Linked DNA regions of Mus musculus: region 1 is linked to region 2. A link is a loop called in an ENCODE intact Hi-C map of the cell type or tissue named here. Cell type or tissue: left cerebral cortex. All regions are shown on one strand. Each heading gives the region's core, and the rest is flanking DNA. Links, peaks and the distances in the headings are about the cores only. Region 1 overlaps Gm33655 (a long non-coding RNA gene). Region 2 overlaps Trabd2b (TraB domain containing 2B).

Region 1 (8,338 bases), core at 63-8,062, 120 kb before region 2:
TCATTTGGGACCCTGTGCTCTGTCCAATGGATGGCTGTGAGCATCCATTTCTGTATTAGTCAGGCACTGGCAGAGATTCTCAGGAGACAGCTATATCAGGTTCCTGCCAGCAAGCTCTTGTTGGCATCCACAGTAGTGTCTGTTTTTGGTGGTTGTTTATGGGATGGATCCCCAAGTGGGGCAGTTTCTGGATAGTAATTCCTTCAGTCTCTGCTTCACACTTTGTCTCTGTAACTCCTTCCATGGGTATTTTGTTTCCTCTTCTAAGAAGGATCGAAGTATCCATACTTTGGTCTTCCTTTTGCTTGAGTTTCATGTGTTTTGCAAATTGTATCTTGGGTATTCTGAGCTTTTGGGTTAATATCCACTTATCAGAGAGTACATATCATGTGTTCTTTTGTGATTGGGTTATTTCAGGATGATAGCCTTCAGATCCATCCATTTGCCTTAGAATTTCCTAAATTCATTGTTTTAAATAGCTAAGTGTAAATGTACCACATTTTCTGTATCTATTCCTCTGTTGTTTTCTGTTGTCCTCTGGACATCTGGGTTCTTTCCAGCTTCTGGCTATTATAAATAAGGCTGCTATGAACATAGTGGAGCATGTGGCCTTATTACATGTTAGAGCATCTTCTGGGTATATGCCCAGGAGAGGTATTGCTGGATCTTCCAGTAGTACTATGTGCAACTTTCTGAGGAATCCACAACTCCTCACCCATACTAATTCCTATTAGTACAATTCTTAATACTAATCCATCTTTGTATCCGGTGAGAGATAACTTAGAAAAAAACCCCAGTATTCTATTAGTGTTATTCCAGAATCCTCTCCTCTCCTCTCCTCTCCTCTCCTCTCCTCTCCTCTCCTCTCCCCTCCCCTCCCCTCCCCTCCCCTCCCCTCCCCTCCCCTCCCCTCCCCTCCCCTCCCCTCCCCTCCTCTCCTCTCCTCTCTTCTCTTCTCTTCTCTTCTCTTCTCTTCTCTTCTCTTCTCTTCTCTTCTCTTCTCTTCTCTATAAATGGTTATAATAGTGCTATCCTCCTCCTCCTCCTTTTCCTCCTCCTCCTCCTCCTCTTCCTCATTGAGTGAAGCTTAAATGAAGCAGGGTAATTGCAAGCACCAAGCATGGAGGGATTCGGATTCAGCAGATTTCTAATGTTTTACCTGGTGCCTGGTTCTACAGAGACCCACTCAGTGCCTGTTGTGTGATTACACGATCACAACACAAGGTGTCGCTGAAGAGAGTCTCAAAGCAATGGTGAGGAGAAGCAGTCAAGCAAGACTGAGATGAGGCTTCCTTTGCAGCACAGCAGGTGAGGTCTCTTCCCTATCACTGGGGTCCAACCATATTGCTAAGCACCCAGAAGATGCTGGCTGAGGCCCTGGCTATGCAGAGGCTCCTGAGTTTCCTGACTTTGAATCTGGGAAGTCTCAGAAGACCTCAGAACTCTGGAGAAGAAATGTCTGGAGACATTTTGAGTCTCTGAAAGATTATTCAGAAAACTACGCAAATATATGTTTATTATATATAGTTCATATTAATTTTTCTTTCAGATTTATTGTAACACTTTACTGTGAGTTAAACTAAACTCACTATGGAGATTTTTGAAAACAAGACCCTCCCCCCAGGATAACTACTGAGAATATCTTGCTGTACTAGATTTTTCCACACCTTTTGTTATTTTACATGGTGGAGACAACACTTTGCATACAAGTTAAAGTTCTGTATTTTTTTTCTGAACTTAGCATACAAAGCAGCTTTCGTGTTATGGTAAAAACACTCCTGTGCATTAATTTTAGAGGTTGCACATCCCATAATTACTTATCCAGTTTTCATTTGTGGGACAGGTTAGCTGTTTCTGCTTACTTTCTATTATGCTTTGATGTACCACATACTCTTATGCATGGAGCTGCACATGCCACAGCTACCCACCATTCTTCAATGGTGGGGCAGGGTGGTTGTTTCTGCCTACTTACCATTATACTCCTTGATGTGCTTTGCATCCTTATGTGTGGGCATCTGGTGATGGGATCACCATGTGGACTTTAAAAATACTTGATCTAAACTGCAGAGTAGGGATGATAATTTTAGAGAAAAGCTGGCAGTTTTGCATAAGAGAAGCAACTGTTTTCTCTTGAATGATCTCCTTGGCGACAGCAAGTTAAATTTGAGATCTTGCATGGGCCCTTAACCATGATTGCTTCTCACTAAACAATTGTGACATTGTAATATCTGTTAAATGATTGGCTAAAGGTGAATGGAAAGGAACAGAATGATGGAGTTGCAGGAAAGGGCAGGCATGCGGGATGCCAGAGGAAGATACCACTGGAAGTCCCACCCACATTCTTCCTTGCACTGCTTAAAGTCTCCATGGGGCACGTAGGGGACTGAGGGAACAACGTCATCTCAAAGCCAGAAAAGTGCAGCATCAAGAGGTGAAGATAGATTCAGAATATAGTACAGAGCAGTACAGAGCAGAACTGGGTTGGACTAGTCAGGACTTTCTGGCTACTGGCCCATCTCATGGGTGGACTCTAGGTGGCACTGTGGCTGCAAAAGTTTTAGGCTGAGGTGTTTGGGTAAAGCTACTGGAAATTTGGGAGAGAAAGAAATAAAAGAAAACGAATGTGATGAAGCAGATGCAGAAAGGTAACGACTAGGGAGGAGGCCACAGCTTGTGCTTGGTTCAGAAAAGACAAACTAGACTAAGGTCTCATTCATCTATTCACTCAGTCACCCAATGAGCATTTACTAAGTTCCACCCGAGGTCTGTCATGGTGTGATACAGATAAAGTGGTGGGCTGAGCAGCTGCACCCCTGAAACCATGTAGCTTATAAGAAACAAGAATGGCCAGCATTAGTTGACCCTTGTGTGAATAGGCAACGGTATGTTTGAGACAGATGCTAGGGGCCAGGGGTGAAAGTGTTGAGCTAATCTGTGAGAACACATGGCTAAGAATGGTTGTCCTGTAGAGCTGAGGTTTGAAGATGCTGAGAGTGAACAAGAAGAGAGAGATGAGGGAGGGAGCCTAGCTACAGAGGTCTGTGCTGAAAGGAGTCAGCTGGACATGTGGGAGGGGATTTTTAGCTGACACAACACAAGATTTTTGCCTTTATCCTGAGAGTACCGAAAGCAGTTGCGGGCTCCGAGCAAGGTAGGAGCTGGGTACAGAGTTGTTCGTTGAAAAGCTTTCTTTGGTTTAAGGATGGAAATGGCCTAGGGGGTCACCAGTGAGGAGACTGTGTATCAGGCAGTATAGTTATTTAAGTGAAGGGACTGTGGGACTGGTTGGGAGAGACGAGTCCCAGAGAATGACAACTGGGGACTGAAGACTCTTGGTATGAATGGACACCTGACATCGGCACCGAGAGGAACTGGTATCAGTGACATCGCAGAGGCAGTAGCCTTTGGAAAATGATCAGATTTGGATGAGAAGACCAGCCACTTTTGATACTTTTGGAGGGACTGTCACCTTCTCACCCCATTATTCCTTCCTTGGCTCAGGAGCAGGCAAGGCCATGTAAAGAGGGGGCCTTCTCTCAGCAGTAGGTGTGATCATCACACTGGATCATTGAGGGCCTGCCTGCTATATGACGGTGCGTCCACTCTGCTTCTTCTTTCTTGTGAGGAGCGTGCTGGCATCAGGTACCATCAGACTAGTGTGGCTTTCCTCAAGGTGGACTTTGCTCTGGTGGCTATGGCTCTGTGGGTGGGATTCTGCAGGAGTACGTTTGATATTTTGACCCAAATGTTTACCAGGGTCCATTTCCCAAGGATTTATATTGATGCGAGTTTTACAAAGCAGGCTTGTGGCCAGATACTCAAGCAGTCTTCAAAAGGGGCTAAAGCTGAGATGTTTCTCTCCCTCTGTAGGATCCATAAGGCCTTTTCCTCTGTTATTCTAGAAGGAAGAGAAGAATGCAGTGTATGGCTTTAGAGTCTTCTAAAGTGCAGATGCTAAACAGGTCCGAAGCTTGGAGGAATGGCCTAGGGAAATCACCATGAGTCACCAGTAAGAAATGTGGACTGGGGAAGACAGCTCTGGGTGGGCCTTGAGGAGCTTCGTGTTTTAGGGGGACAGATGAAGGTGTTCTCCTGAAGTAGGCTGGACAGAAAGGGAAGAAGTGAACTGAAGATGAGATGGAGCCCCAGAAACTTGGAGAAGATGGGAGTTTTAGGGGAGAGTGGCTAGCACATGAACATGCTTGTTAGATTGACAGAGATGCTGCTGGTGACTTTAGCAAGCTGAATTTGGAAGGGTGGGTCTCTCATGTTTAAGTCAATGTGAACGTGGTGTCATCCAGTGAGTTTTGAGAAATGCATAGGCCAATGGGATCACTGTTCCAATCAGCCTGTGTATGTCCATCACCCCTAGAAGGTACTTTGTACCCCTTTGCATCCAGTTTCTTTCTAAATCCCTGCCCCCAGGGGGCGTCTTGCTAGATAGATCTGTTAGTTTGCCTGCTTGAGAATTTTATACAAACTCGGAGTGTTGTATCTGACTTCTTTCCCTCCATTTTGAGTAGAGGGAAATGTATGCTCCCCGCAGAAAGTATGTGGGTCTGCAGTAGCAATTCAGCCCTCATGCATGGAGTATCCACTGTTTATCACACATTTCTCCACTCACTGTGGGAATTAAAGTCATGTCCAATGTTTGGCTATTCTGACTAAGGCAGCTATGAACAGTTTTGTATAGTTTTGTGATGTGTTCCAGCATCTTTGATTTATTTTTGTCCAAATCATAGCTAAGAAACCTCACAGCAACAGCAACTGGGAGGGGCTGCTGGGTCCAGGAAAGGATTTATTTTTAAGGTGTAAAAGACTGGTGCATGGTTAAATGTTGCTGCTCATGATCTGCTTGGAGGGATCAGTTAAGGAAAGGGAAAAGGGACGATGTGAACTCTGAAAAGGAGTGGGAGAGAAGATCTTTTCTCAGCTGGAGGGGAAGTATTGGAAGAGAAGCAGAAGCAGAGAAAGATGGGGTGGGTTTGTGAGCAGAGGAGGAGAGGTTTTCATCAGAGGGGTTTGGTTTTACTGTGAAGTAGAAAGCAAGGTTGCAAACAAAGCTGAAAGATACTGCAGGGTGTCAGGGGTTGTGGAGAGGGGCAAGGTATGGAATGGATACTGTAAGGAGGGCAAGAAGTCAGGGACAAGAAAGATGAACTGGGGCTGTTGGACACTGAAGCCCAGTGGAGGCTAATATCTGACAGGAGAGTAACACCCACAGCTTGCTGTAGAGGTCCCACCAGTGGTCTGCCCAGTGCAGACGTGAAGAGGGCATGGGGAATGGCACGTTTCTGAGGAAGTTATCAGATCCAATGGATAACGGATTTCAAAGGATTCCGTGAGCCCTGTGTCAGGTTAGGTATCCATGTGAGTGCAGTGGGCATGTGACTTCAAGTCCAAGTGCTCTTTCCTTGACTCCACAGCCTCTACGGACTGAATGGCCAGGTTTGCATCTTAATCCTGCTCCCGCCTCAGGCTCATCATGTAAGTGCTGGAAAGGTTTACGTTCTCCACGTGATAGAGACACCCAGTCTCAGACAGCTGGAACACACTGGCTGCCGGGATGATTTTCATGTCTGGCCCCAATTCTTTAACCCATATATCAGGATTCCATAGTCAAGGCTTTGCCACACATTTTTATAGTGAGGGGAGTAGCCTTATGTCTTGGTCTTCATAGTTGATTTTGTGAACCTAAAGGATGTTGTGTCTTGGTGATTGCTAAAGAAAGTCACTACCTTCTCAGCCTGCCCAAGAAGTAACATACTCAGCCATTCTGCATTGTGGCCAGGTACTTAGCAGAATCTACATTGTAACAGCTAAGCTGAGCACAGCCAATGGTAACATGCAGCAGAGAAAATGCTTGCAATTGAAGCTACTACAATATGGCTCATTTGTTTCGTATTGTGACTGACTGATACAGAACAGGCCCTCTGTCAAGTGCAGGTGTGGTCACCGACACTGTCTCTACTTTGGACAGATTGGTTTAACAGAGGTAGATGTGACATCCCTTGAGACTTATTTATTTATTTTAAAAGAATACTATTTAAAGATCAAATTCCAATTCTAAAATTGACATGGAAATCTAAGAGGCAGATGGGAATGTTCACATAACTTCTTGGGGAGGCAAAGGTAGCTGAAGAGACTCACTGAATATCTTCTTTTGTGTGCACATGCAAGAACCTAATTGTGATGGGGCTGGGGGAGGGCTGGAGCTAAGCTGAGAAGAGCTGTTGCTGAAGGACGTAGTCAAACATTACACTTCAATACTAGCAAGTGATTTTAGGCTTAACTTGAATCTCTAGCCTAGAGATGTAGGAGAGTATGCAATATAGTGATTTGGCCATGGGATTACTTTTCCCTACATTGGGAATAATGAGGCTGGTGAAAACATATTAGCTAGTGCTCAGTGCAACTTTCAATCAAGTATGAGGTTTGGTATGGGCTTTAATGTCCTAGGTGGACCTCTGGCTGAGTGAGCATGTCAGCCACAGCGTGTCACCAGTGGCCTTATGCTTGTAGGCCGCTTCCTGGTGGAAATGCATCTTCCCAGATGTCAGACCAAATGATCAACTTTATTTAAGTACAAAAATAACACTTTTCATTTTTCTTTATCTCTTTGAGTAAACACCATTATAAGTCCAAACTGGCTTTGGAAGCAGAGATGCTTCTCAGAGAACCCCAAAGGGTACATTGCTCACGGTTTTGATTTTAGGATTCAGATTTTTTTCTTCACATTATTGACATTGAGGGACACTTGATACTGTTTTTATAGTGAAAAGGGCACTAAAGAAAGGGAGAGGCTGAGGGCAAAGGAGAGGGGCGACGGATGGCTCGAAGTCCCAGGACAGGTAAAAGGAGAAGCCTGGAGTCCTGTATGTGAGTGGGAAGATGACTTGGAGGAAAGAAAGGTCCTCTCCTGGCTGAGACAAGGGGTATTGGAGTGCTTGGTGTGTCTGCAACCTGGCGACTGGGGTCAGACAGCTAGCTGAGGAAATTCAAACCAAAGGGCCCAGTGAAATAGGATGCAGACTCCCCCTTGTGAATGAAGGCCACAGTAGTCAGAAAGAACTATAAACAGAGTGGCAGCAGAGCCAGAAGGAAGGGCTGACTGGGCTGAGAAAGCACAAGATGGGTGAGGTATGTGTCCTGATGAAACCAGCTGCATTTGAAGTTGCCATCTGTCTGCTCAGTGGCTTCGTCTCTCAGTGACAGCTCCTGCAGTGTCTTTGGTGGAAGGTCTTCTCTGATTGTGCTCCTGTACTGCACAATCCAAGCTTTAGTTCTTCAAGTTGGGTGGGCTCCAGTGGGTGCTTTGCTATCTGAATGTTTGTTTCTCATAGTGCTCTTCCAAACTATGTGTCTGTAATTTGTGTAGGATATGGAGATGGCCAGATGGTTATGCTGGTCTGGGTAGGTTGGCAGACATAGCATGCATGGCCATCCTGCAGTCAGACTTGAGAAAAGCAACTTGTCTTTCTGTCTAGAGCCTATCTCCTCCCGCTGCCTGCTGCTCCTCCTCTTACTTTCCCTGCCCTCTTGGCCCATATGCCAAGCCAGCCTCCATGCTCTGACCTTCCTCTTGTGACGTTGCCCTCTTGGAGTAATGTAGGACAAATAGGTTAATTCAAGTCCAGCCTAAGGCTTTGAGAGAGGCCATGGAACGGGGCTCACAGTGGGGAGCCCCACACCTAAGTAGAGGTCCTCCACTTGCCCCTGCTCAGTCCCATTTCACCTTGCTGTTTACTGAAGGTCTGCTCTCTGCTCCATCACTAGCTTGCAAGTCAGTTCTTTTCTCTTCAGTTTCCAATCTGTCTGCAAATCACCCCCCTCAGCACACGCATTCACAGTGGTGATGCTGTAAAGTACAATGTGTTTGTGAGTTGTTCTGTGCTGTTTGAGGACAGTGAGAAACTGGCTCTGAAAGCAGGTTGATTCTTCTATCTCAGAGCCAAACATGGTAGGTGTTTGTTCGTTTGTTGTTGGTTTTTTTTTGAAAGATTTATTTCTTTTATTTATGTGAATACACCATCACTGTCTTCAGACACACCAGAAGAGGGCACTGGATCCCATTACAGACAGTTGTGAGCTACCATGTGGTTGCTGGGAAATGAACTCAGGACCTCTGAAAGAACAGTCAATGCTCTTAATCACTGAGCTGTCTCTCCAGCCTCCATGTGGTAGTCTTATGAGTCCTCCAAAATCTTGTGTCCAAAGGATGGGTTGTCCCTGTCCCAATCTGTGACAGGAAGGGGAGAGAACAGCAAAACAGACCTAGAGTAAAAGCATTGTGTCCCCAGGAACAGCTAAAAGGAAAAGCATTTCTAATAGAGATTAC
Region 2 (8,338 bases), core at 264-8,263:
TAGAACTTGGCTGTGCGTGTGATGCAATTTACTGGTTGTGCTCCCCCTCGGACCCCTCCCCTTCCTTCCATGCCGTCCAGACCTGTTATTCTGTCACTTTCTAACAAGAGTTCAAATGAAGGCAGGCTGGAAGGCCCCGGGGGCAGGAACAGGCCATTAGCAGATTTCAAAGGCACAGTTTTGACTGCAAAGCTGCAGCCAGCTAGAGCCTCATTCTAGAGCTCCATCATAGCTAATCTGGCTCTTCTCAGAGGTGAGAGATTTCCCTACATTTAGCCATACTGTCCAACTTCAGAGCCACCTGCCTGTCTTCTGCCAAGAAGTACAATATGTAACGACAGCGATGTTTATAGGATTGTGGAACCAGATGCTCTGTGCTCGATCTCAACCGTAAGGTCTGTAAGGTTTGAAGTTGGCATGTCCACTTAGAAATGGAGATACTTAGTCTTCATCCAAGAGGGAAGGCTAGAACTCCAGTTCTCCTCTAGACCACACCAGTGGCTGTGCTTCCACTATCTACACCCTCCTTTCTATAGAGATTGGGGAAGCTGACAAAGCCTCGCTGTGTGAATCTAGGAGCTGCTAGGGGGAAGGTAGGGGGCAGAGTGAAAGATGGGAAAGGTAGGTGAAAAGTTCCCGCACAGCTTCGTAGCTGGGCAACCCAGGTCAAGCTAGCCAGCGCATCTCAACTTCACAAAGGGGTTGTTTGATGATTAAATAAGAGAATGTTTGTAAAGTACTTAGCATTACACATCTGGCTTCCTTCCATGTTTCTGGAAGGAAGGAGAGAGGACAAAGGGAATGAAGAAAGAACTGATGATGCCTTCCAAGGACAGGCAAACATGTCCAATGGACATCAGAAGTGTAAAATTGTGTTTTTGCAAGCTCCAGAATAACTTTCCTGTGACATTTTGGGCTTTAATGGATTCCAGAAACCTTAAAAGTTCCTCTGCAGTCAGAACAGGATGTTTAACTTTTGTCCTTTAAGGAAAAAAAAAAATAAAAAGAGAGGCGCACTTACTAATCTGTTCATTCACTGGAAATATGTGGGAAACAACAAGAAACGGGCTCAAAAAAGCAAATGTGAAATGTGCTGCTTTTAAACACCAGCAGCCTGCAGAGTGTTGCAAAATGTGGCTGGAATCAATAACAAAGCTTCTGGAGATGGACCACTGAAACTGACGCTCTGTTGGGAGAAGATGCTGGGGAGGCCTGGAATGGGGTTGGACTTGCCTTCATACCTCAGGGGCAGGAAAGGGGATGCTGTTGTTGGAGGGGGAAGGAGGTGAGTCAGATTCCTGAGAAAACACCAGCGCCTTGTTCTTTCTCTCTTGAATTCTTTCCCAACGTGAAGTGAGGAAAAGGAAATGCTTTTATAGAAAACATCGAGGTGCTCTGCTGTCCCCAAGCACTGCTGGCATCTGGTACATACAGGAACTGTGTCATGTTCTAATTTTAAACAACTTGAACTTCTGAAGTCAAGGCCGGTGTGGCCTGGCCTGCCCTGCTTAGCTTAGTGGAGCACCTGACTCAGGGCTGCTCTTCAGTAAACACTGGAGGGAAGATGGAAAGAAAAGATGAAAAGATGGAGAGAGGGAGGAAAGGAAGGAGGGAGGTAGGGACAAAGTGGGAGAGATGATAGACTGAGATCCTGAGTGGGTTCTATAAACTCTGACATGTGGTCCAGAGTGAGGAATTATTTCTTCGGTCAGGTGCAATCAGCAAAAAGGATATGGGAAGTCTCAGTTTCCCTAGCTTGGCATGTACCCTCAGTCTTTTTATAAAACTTGAGATGTCTTCCTTTATTTGTTAGCAAATTGGAGCCTGTTAACCAAGGCAACTACTATTCCTGGATCCTCATTTTTGACTTTGCCTATAAGGATCACATAGTGGTCAGAGAAATGTTTTATGCCTCCAGGGAGAGCCCTGTGGTTGATCCACTTCCTTTTTTATCCTCTCTTTCATAAATGAATTGGGCTCACACTATCCTCATAACCTCCATAAGAAGCTCATATTATAAAATTCTCTCTTCAGCTGTTTATTTCTTCCATCTTGTAGGTAACCACTAGTTATTAAATGGTCACGTATATTTATATTGTGTGGGTTCTCAATACAATTGGACTGAAGAAGTATAGCTACTTCTGTGATTATCAGAAGATAGAAAAGGAAACATCTCCAGACTTGTTGGTCATAAAAGAAACCAAATGTTTTCTGGTTTTGAGCAAAAGACATCTCATATACAGGATTGGGGGTGGGGTGGGGAAGGCAAACTAATAACCAATCAGCTGCTGAAATGGGATTGATAAGCAGATGTGTATCATGTGGTTCATAAGGAAAGGTGAAACTGTGATGGTATACAGGCTCCCAAGAGCATCTATTCTCTACCCTGACTATCTGTTGTTCCTAGGATTAGAAAACCATCAAGAAGAGGCAAAGCTTGCTGCCAAGCCTGATAACACAAGTTCCATCCCTGGACCAACATGAACTGACTGTCCTTTAATGCTCACAGTCCATCAGATACAAGGGGAACCTGAGTGTATCAGTCAGCTATAGCCAGGATACAGAAACTGTGCAGAAATCTGAACAGATGTAATTATCCCAACTAGTTTCCCAAGATCTGGGCTAACACCTCAATTACTCACCACAGATAATGAGTGTCTTTGTCTAGCTGCCCAGGAAACCTGAAGCTAAACATTCACCCACAGTGTGCTGGCTGGGACTTCTTGTGTTCCCATCCCACCTGTGGCCGTAGGGGAGCAGTGCATCTTCATCCCAGGGTGGAGGATGTTATAATACAAGTTAGGGCAGGAGTATGGGGAGTAGTGGGTGGAGCTCCATCACCTTAGAGATGCAGACCTGGGCCAATGTTGATGATAATAACCCATAAAGCAAACTACATAACAATGACATTGCTGAGTTGCAAAAGGAAACCCATAGGAATTAGCAGAATAATTGATTTCCTCTAAGAAATGTTCAAAACTAGCCAAAAAGTCTACATCCTCATCCTTCTTTCTTCAATTCCTAACTCTATGTCAACCAACTTCAGTGATATGAATCCCTTTCCTGGGTTCCATTTCTGTTCTGCCTGTCCCCCTACTATGACATTTGTCACCAAACTTCTTGCTTACATGTTCCCTTCTTATTCTTTATGGCATGCTCCAAATCTTGTCCTGTGTCCTAGTATGTCCTTGTCCTGAGTCTAGTATGGTTCTTGCTCTTAAATAACCCATGGGCCAGTGTAGAAGCAAGTGACAAGACAGTGTAACAGCTCAGTGTAGAACAAGTGCAGCAGGGCATCTGGTGGGTTCTTCCACTTGATGTCAGAGAGGGTAGGCCATCTTGAGTTGAGTATGGGGGAAAAGTGGACATATGCCAGTCTGATCAGATAAGGAAAGACATTTGGATGGAGAGAGAAGCAATAAATTTCAGAAAGCCTTAGAACTTCAGTGAGACACTCCTTTAAATTAGGACACACAGCATAGGAACCAAAAGAGTCATAGCAACAATGTCTAACTTAGATATTTTGGCATTGCCCTGCATGCCAGATGGTACTTTGAATGTTACATGGGCTGGGTTCTCTTAGTCTTCACAGATGAACACATGGAATACCTACTATCATCCCCATCCCATAGTTGAAGAAAACCAAGGTAAGCATTTACTGAAGGAGTTAAGAGGACTTGAGAGTTACTATAGTAGAAAGAGGAGAGGGGTAGACAGGTCCAAGAAACCCAGTGTATCAGTTGGCAAGTGTCCTCTAAGACTTACTTTGGCTCTCTATCCCTACACTTACAGGGACCAGATCTAGACTAAGGATTGAAACCTGGTCAGGGGCAACTAGCTCACAGACAGCAAGGGAAGTCACTCACTTCCAAAATTTACAGTTTTAAAAATATAAAATGAAAAGACCCCTTCTCCCATCCTGCCACCAGGATGTCAGCTGAGCAGGACACTGAACCCTGAATGGACTGAATGCTTGCCAGCATGAAGACAGCTAACACTAGGTTTAGTGTTTTCACTGAAGACTAGTGCCTGATGTTCTGTGCCCACCAGGGGGGTGTCAGCACAAGTGGGATGTCTGGGTCCTGTCCTTCATCTCATAGACGAGACAGAAAAGCAGGCAATGGCCCTTACAATGTATGAGTAGGTTACAGGGAAAACTATTCTGGGATCTTGGTCCCAGCCCTCAGGCCCAGTGCTTCTTTGCCTTGGTGACCCACCCCTTCCTTCCCTCCTGACAGTCTTTTGGTCTTTGCACCCACACACTGTGGATCTTCATGAGGTCATTGCCCTCTGGAATGATCAGGGCCTTCCCAAGGAAGGGGAAGAGCCAAAGGACAGGCAAGTATATATGCCTCCACCTATTGAGGAGCTTCCAGAGATATCTGGTTAAGCCATGCTACATCTGATACAAGGTAACATGTGTCTACTTATAATCTCATCAGACTGTGGATGTTGAGATTTCCTTAGAAGTGTTAAATCAGCTACATCCATTTGGGGCTTATGTATCAAGAATTTACACATACTCCATAACTAAAGAAGCAGGGGTGTCAGGTGGTGTTTGGTTGGGGGAGAGGACTGTGCAACATAGAACAAGCCAGAGGGTCAGGGTAGTGAGGAAGGGAGAACATCAGTTGTCTTTCAAGACCTGGTATCATCTTTCAGATGTGTCTACAATGGATGTGTGTGTGTGTGTGTGTGTGTGTGTGCAGATCACATAACTGCATAACTGATTTCTTACTCTTGGGGAGAAAGTCTGAACTCATGTCTAATAATACATAGCTTTGGTGACTAAGTGAAGCCCAAGGAAGCAGCATCCAGACCGTTTATTATGAGCCAGGCCCTGAGGAACAGAACCTTCCCTAGGATGTTCTTTTACTAGTTCAGAACCCACTTGAGCTCATGCAAAAGCTGAACTCTAGCCGTGGACTTGTGAAATATCTGAATGTGCAGTGAAGTGGTTCTTGGCTTCTCAAGATAAAACACTGGGATTCATTACATGAGACATGAGAGGATGCCAGTGCTAGGGGGACAGTGGGATGGTGAGCTCTTTGTCACATGCCTTGGCACTGATAGTGGCTGGACTGTGAGCTGCTGAGAAAGGAACAGTCTGCGTCACGGGGGTCAGGGGAGAGTGTGCAGCTCATAAGTTCATGAAGAGATGGGAATGGCATAAGATGCTGAGTTTTCAACAGACAATATGGCTAGTAGGTGAGTAGCCTGGTAACACACTCACCAAGGCAGCTTTCAAGAAAGCTTTCAAAAAGGATAATTAGGAATTCCGAAGTAGAGAGGAGTAAGATGATTCAAGGTAAAGGAACAGCAGAAGAGAGGGCTGGGGGAACACCCCACTGACCTCTTCAGGAAAGAGCTAGCATGAAGGTGGCTGGTATGTCCATAACAAAAAAAAAAAAAAAAAAAAAAAAGGGAGATAGTGTCAACCAAAGGGCACGGTGTACTTCAATTTGGGTCACCATGGCCCAGGTGTAAGTTCATGGTCATTTGTAAGGTTGTCTGTAAATACACGAGAGACCATCTCAAGTTTAATGCTCAACTAAATGAAGACAAGTATCTTCCACCTAGAGGTTTCACATGGGCACCAGGAAGAACATGGTGGGAAACAGTGGTCAGAATCCTGGTACCATTCCCAACGATTGTTCAAGGAGCTATGAGAACCAATACAGACAAATCTCGACTATCATAGTTATGAAAATAGGAATTCAAGCTCCGTCTCTACCTACCTCTCCTCACTTCTGTGTAGTACCTCATGGGGCCTTTCACAGAGGTAACAAGATAGGAGATGCAAACACAAAGGAATAAGGGAGACAAAATCAACACATAGACTCTTCTTACTGCTCTTGAGAGATGAAGATGAGGAAGACTGGGAAGGCAGAGCAGGGAGAGACCTGTAAGATGCTCTTTCTTGTTCACTCACTTCAGAGAGAGGAGTGAGGCCCAAGAATGAGGAGTGCAAAGGTCTCGTGTCTTCAGAAGTCTCTTCCTGCCTCTGACCTGAGAGCTCCACCCACATCTCCCCTTGCTGACACAGCCTCATGAGGATGGGATGATGGAAAGAAATAGGCTCTTTCTAACAAAGTACTGAAGTCTGTGGCAGGGTCCAAGTTGTGGAGCTCAAGCTCACCATGAGAGATCTGGAATGTGTCTAGGGCAGGCTGAGTATGAGTATCAAAAGGAGACCAGCTCCCAAAGGAAGCAAACTCTCTTCAGAGTCATCAGAATGTCAGCATTCTGTGGAGACTAGTTCTCAGTCCAGTGGAGGCTAGAAATTCCTACTCTATGAGGACATGTCCTCAACAGTCTCTCTCTCTCTCTCTCTCTCTCTCTCTCTCTCTCTCTCTCTCTCTCTCTCTCTCTCTCTTTCCCCACCCCTGTCATACACATTGACTCCGCGTATGTTGCTCATAAAACTTACAATTTCAACCTTCAGTTCAGGAAGCCAAAGTAAGTCACTCTGTCCTTGGGTATATTACTGAATTTTCTCAATAGCCCAAGCCGTCTGACAGCCTGACCTGACCCTGAGCTCCAACAAAGATCCCAGGCAAATGTCCTGGCCTCTGGGTATGTGCATGTCTCTTTATTCTTGTGATTCCTGCTGAGCTTTCTATTGGACGGTGTGCTACAGAAACATTTAGCATGTATTTACAGAATAAACATGTGAAGAAACCCAAGACAGACATAATGTTCCACAACTGAGAATCAAGGCTTATGGAAACTGAAAAGACCCAATATTCCCTCTGCCCCACAGGGTTTCAGCCTCCTGAAGGGTCACTTCATAATTCCTACTGTGGCTGTAAAGAAGAGTCACAAGGGAGATATGTCTGCTCTGTACTGAGTAGCCACATAACCTTGAAAAAAGTTGTTCACCCTCCAAGCCTCAACTCAAGTAGTGGCGGGGGGTAGCCCTCAGATCCTAGGGCTGCTGGGAAAAATCAAATAAATGACTCATGGGAAAGATCCATGTAAACTGTTACAGAGAGCAATGTGATGTCATCGTAGCCATGATTAGGAGAGGATGAAGGAGAGATCCAGGGATGGAGCGTGCGAGCCTAGCAACCCTGGAAAGCTAACTATGGCTGTGGGCCACTGGTGCAGACTGATGAGCCTGATGCTCCCAGCCCGGAGGGAGCATGGAATCATTAAGATAAAGGGCACAGGGCCAGTCTGGGAGCAGGGCTCAGTGTGTAGTCATAGTGGGAATGGGCTAGGAAACGTTGAGGCCTTAGGATCAGAGCTTTCTGGAAAAGGAGCTTCAGGTGCACCCAAGAAAGCCACAGTATGGCTTCCCAGAAGAATACTTTCAAAATTCTAGAAATACCTCTGGCCCAAGACCTGCTTATACTTGCCAAAAGAGTTGAGAGGGTGGTGAGGTGGGGGCTGTCAATGAGTGCTATCATTATTCAGAGACTGATGACAGCAACAGTACTCATTCACGTTTGTGATTACTTGTTAAATATGCATGTAAGTGCCAACTACGTGCTGGCTCTGGGTTACAGGTTGGGCCACTCCTGCATTCATACCTTCATTCACCAATTCGGTAATAACCAATGTTTACTGAACTCTCCTTATGTGCCAGATAGATCTAGTAGTGAGAGAGGCATATGTGACCCTGTTCATATTAAATACACTTCGGTGGGGACAAAGAGAATACATTAAAGTCATGCTTACCAGAGGTAATCAAAGTAGTGGTGGAGAAAAATGTTGGGAGTGAGCAAGAGACTCTGGGTGGGTCTGCATAGGCAACTGGAAAGGACTTTACAAAATGGTGAAATATAAGTGAAGGCTCAAAGCACAAGAACTCAGCTATAGCACAGGATTTAGGTGCTCTGCAAAATGAGAATTCTACTAGGGAAACACCAGTGCCCCTTTGGCTTTGGTCCTTTATAAGAGACAGATATATTTGTGCATGTGTGTGTGTGTGTGTGCATATGTGTGTGTGTGTGTATTCATCCTTCCTCATTCCCTTTCACTTCTTCCTCTCTTCCTTTCACAAAGACAGTACCCTGTATTGGCTGGTGTCATGAAAACAGGGACTAATGGGAACTTCCTTGAAGGGATGCTGCAATCTCTATTGAAATGTGCATCCTTTTTGAGTAGTACTTATACATGTTAGAGCCATACAACCACTACCCGAAGTGAAGTGATATTTGTGGTAGAATCATCTATAGAACTACAAATCACCTAAAAGTCAGAAACAGAGATGTGATAAAAAGATAGTCATCTAGAAACAGAGCTTATGCAGCTATTAATGTGTTTTCAAGCTGTGGTCAGAGAGTGAACTGCAAAGAAACAATGACATCCACTCAGAAGGGAACCACATCAT

Evidence for each region. Hi-C counts contacts between places; a loop is a spot of excess contacts. Peaks named below come from ENCODE experiments on the same cell type or tissue, not always from the same donor. Only the 100,000 strongest peaks of a DNase experiment are listed, where the experiment ranks them.
Region 1: a loop joins it to region 2, with 6 times the contacts of the local background. A loop is called at or near these places in 3 of 42 quality-filtered maps.

What each region holds. Positions count from the first base shown.
Region 1 is chr4:114,630,240-114,638,577 of GRCm38, reverse strand. All of the region lies in intron 1 of Gm33655 (a long non-coding RNA gene), which reads left to right. Among named protein-coding and RNA genes, the nearest start is that of Gm12829, 46 kb to the left of the region's middle. In left cerebral cortex, for the core only: CTCF peaks have their summits at 1,217, 2,529 (motif pointing right) and 4,414 (motif pointing right); DNase peaks (open chromatin) are centred at 2,804, 2,995, 4,773, 7,155 and 3 more places; H3K27ac peaks cover 1,010 bases.
Region 2 is chr4:114,508,551-114,516,888 of GRCm38, reverse strand. The region is part of intron 2 of Trabd2b (TraB domain containing 2B); the gene reads right to left. Among named protein-coding and RNA genes, the nearest start is that of Gm33710, 88 kb to the right of the region's middle. In left cerebral cortex, for the core only: a CTCF peak has its summit at 3,977; DNase peaks (open chromatin) are centred at 1,256, 2,700 and 3,547; H3K27ac peaks cover 1,502 bases.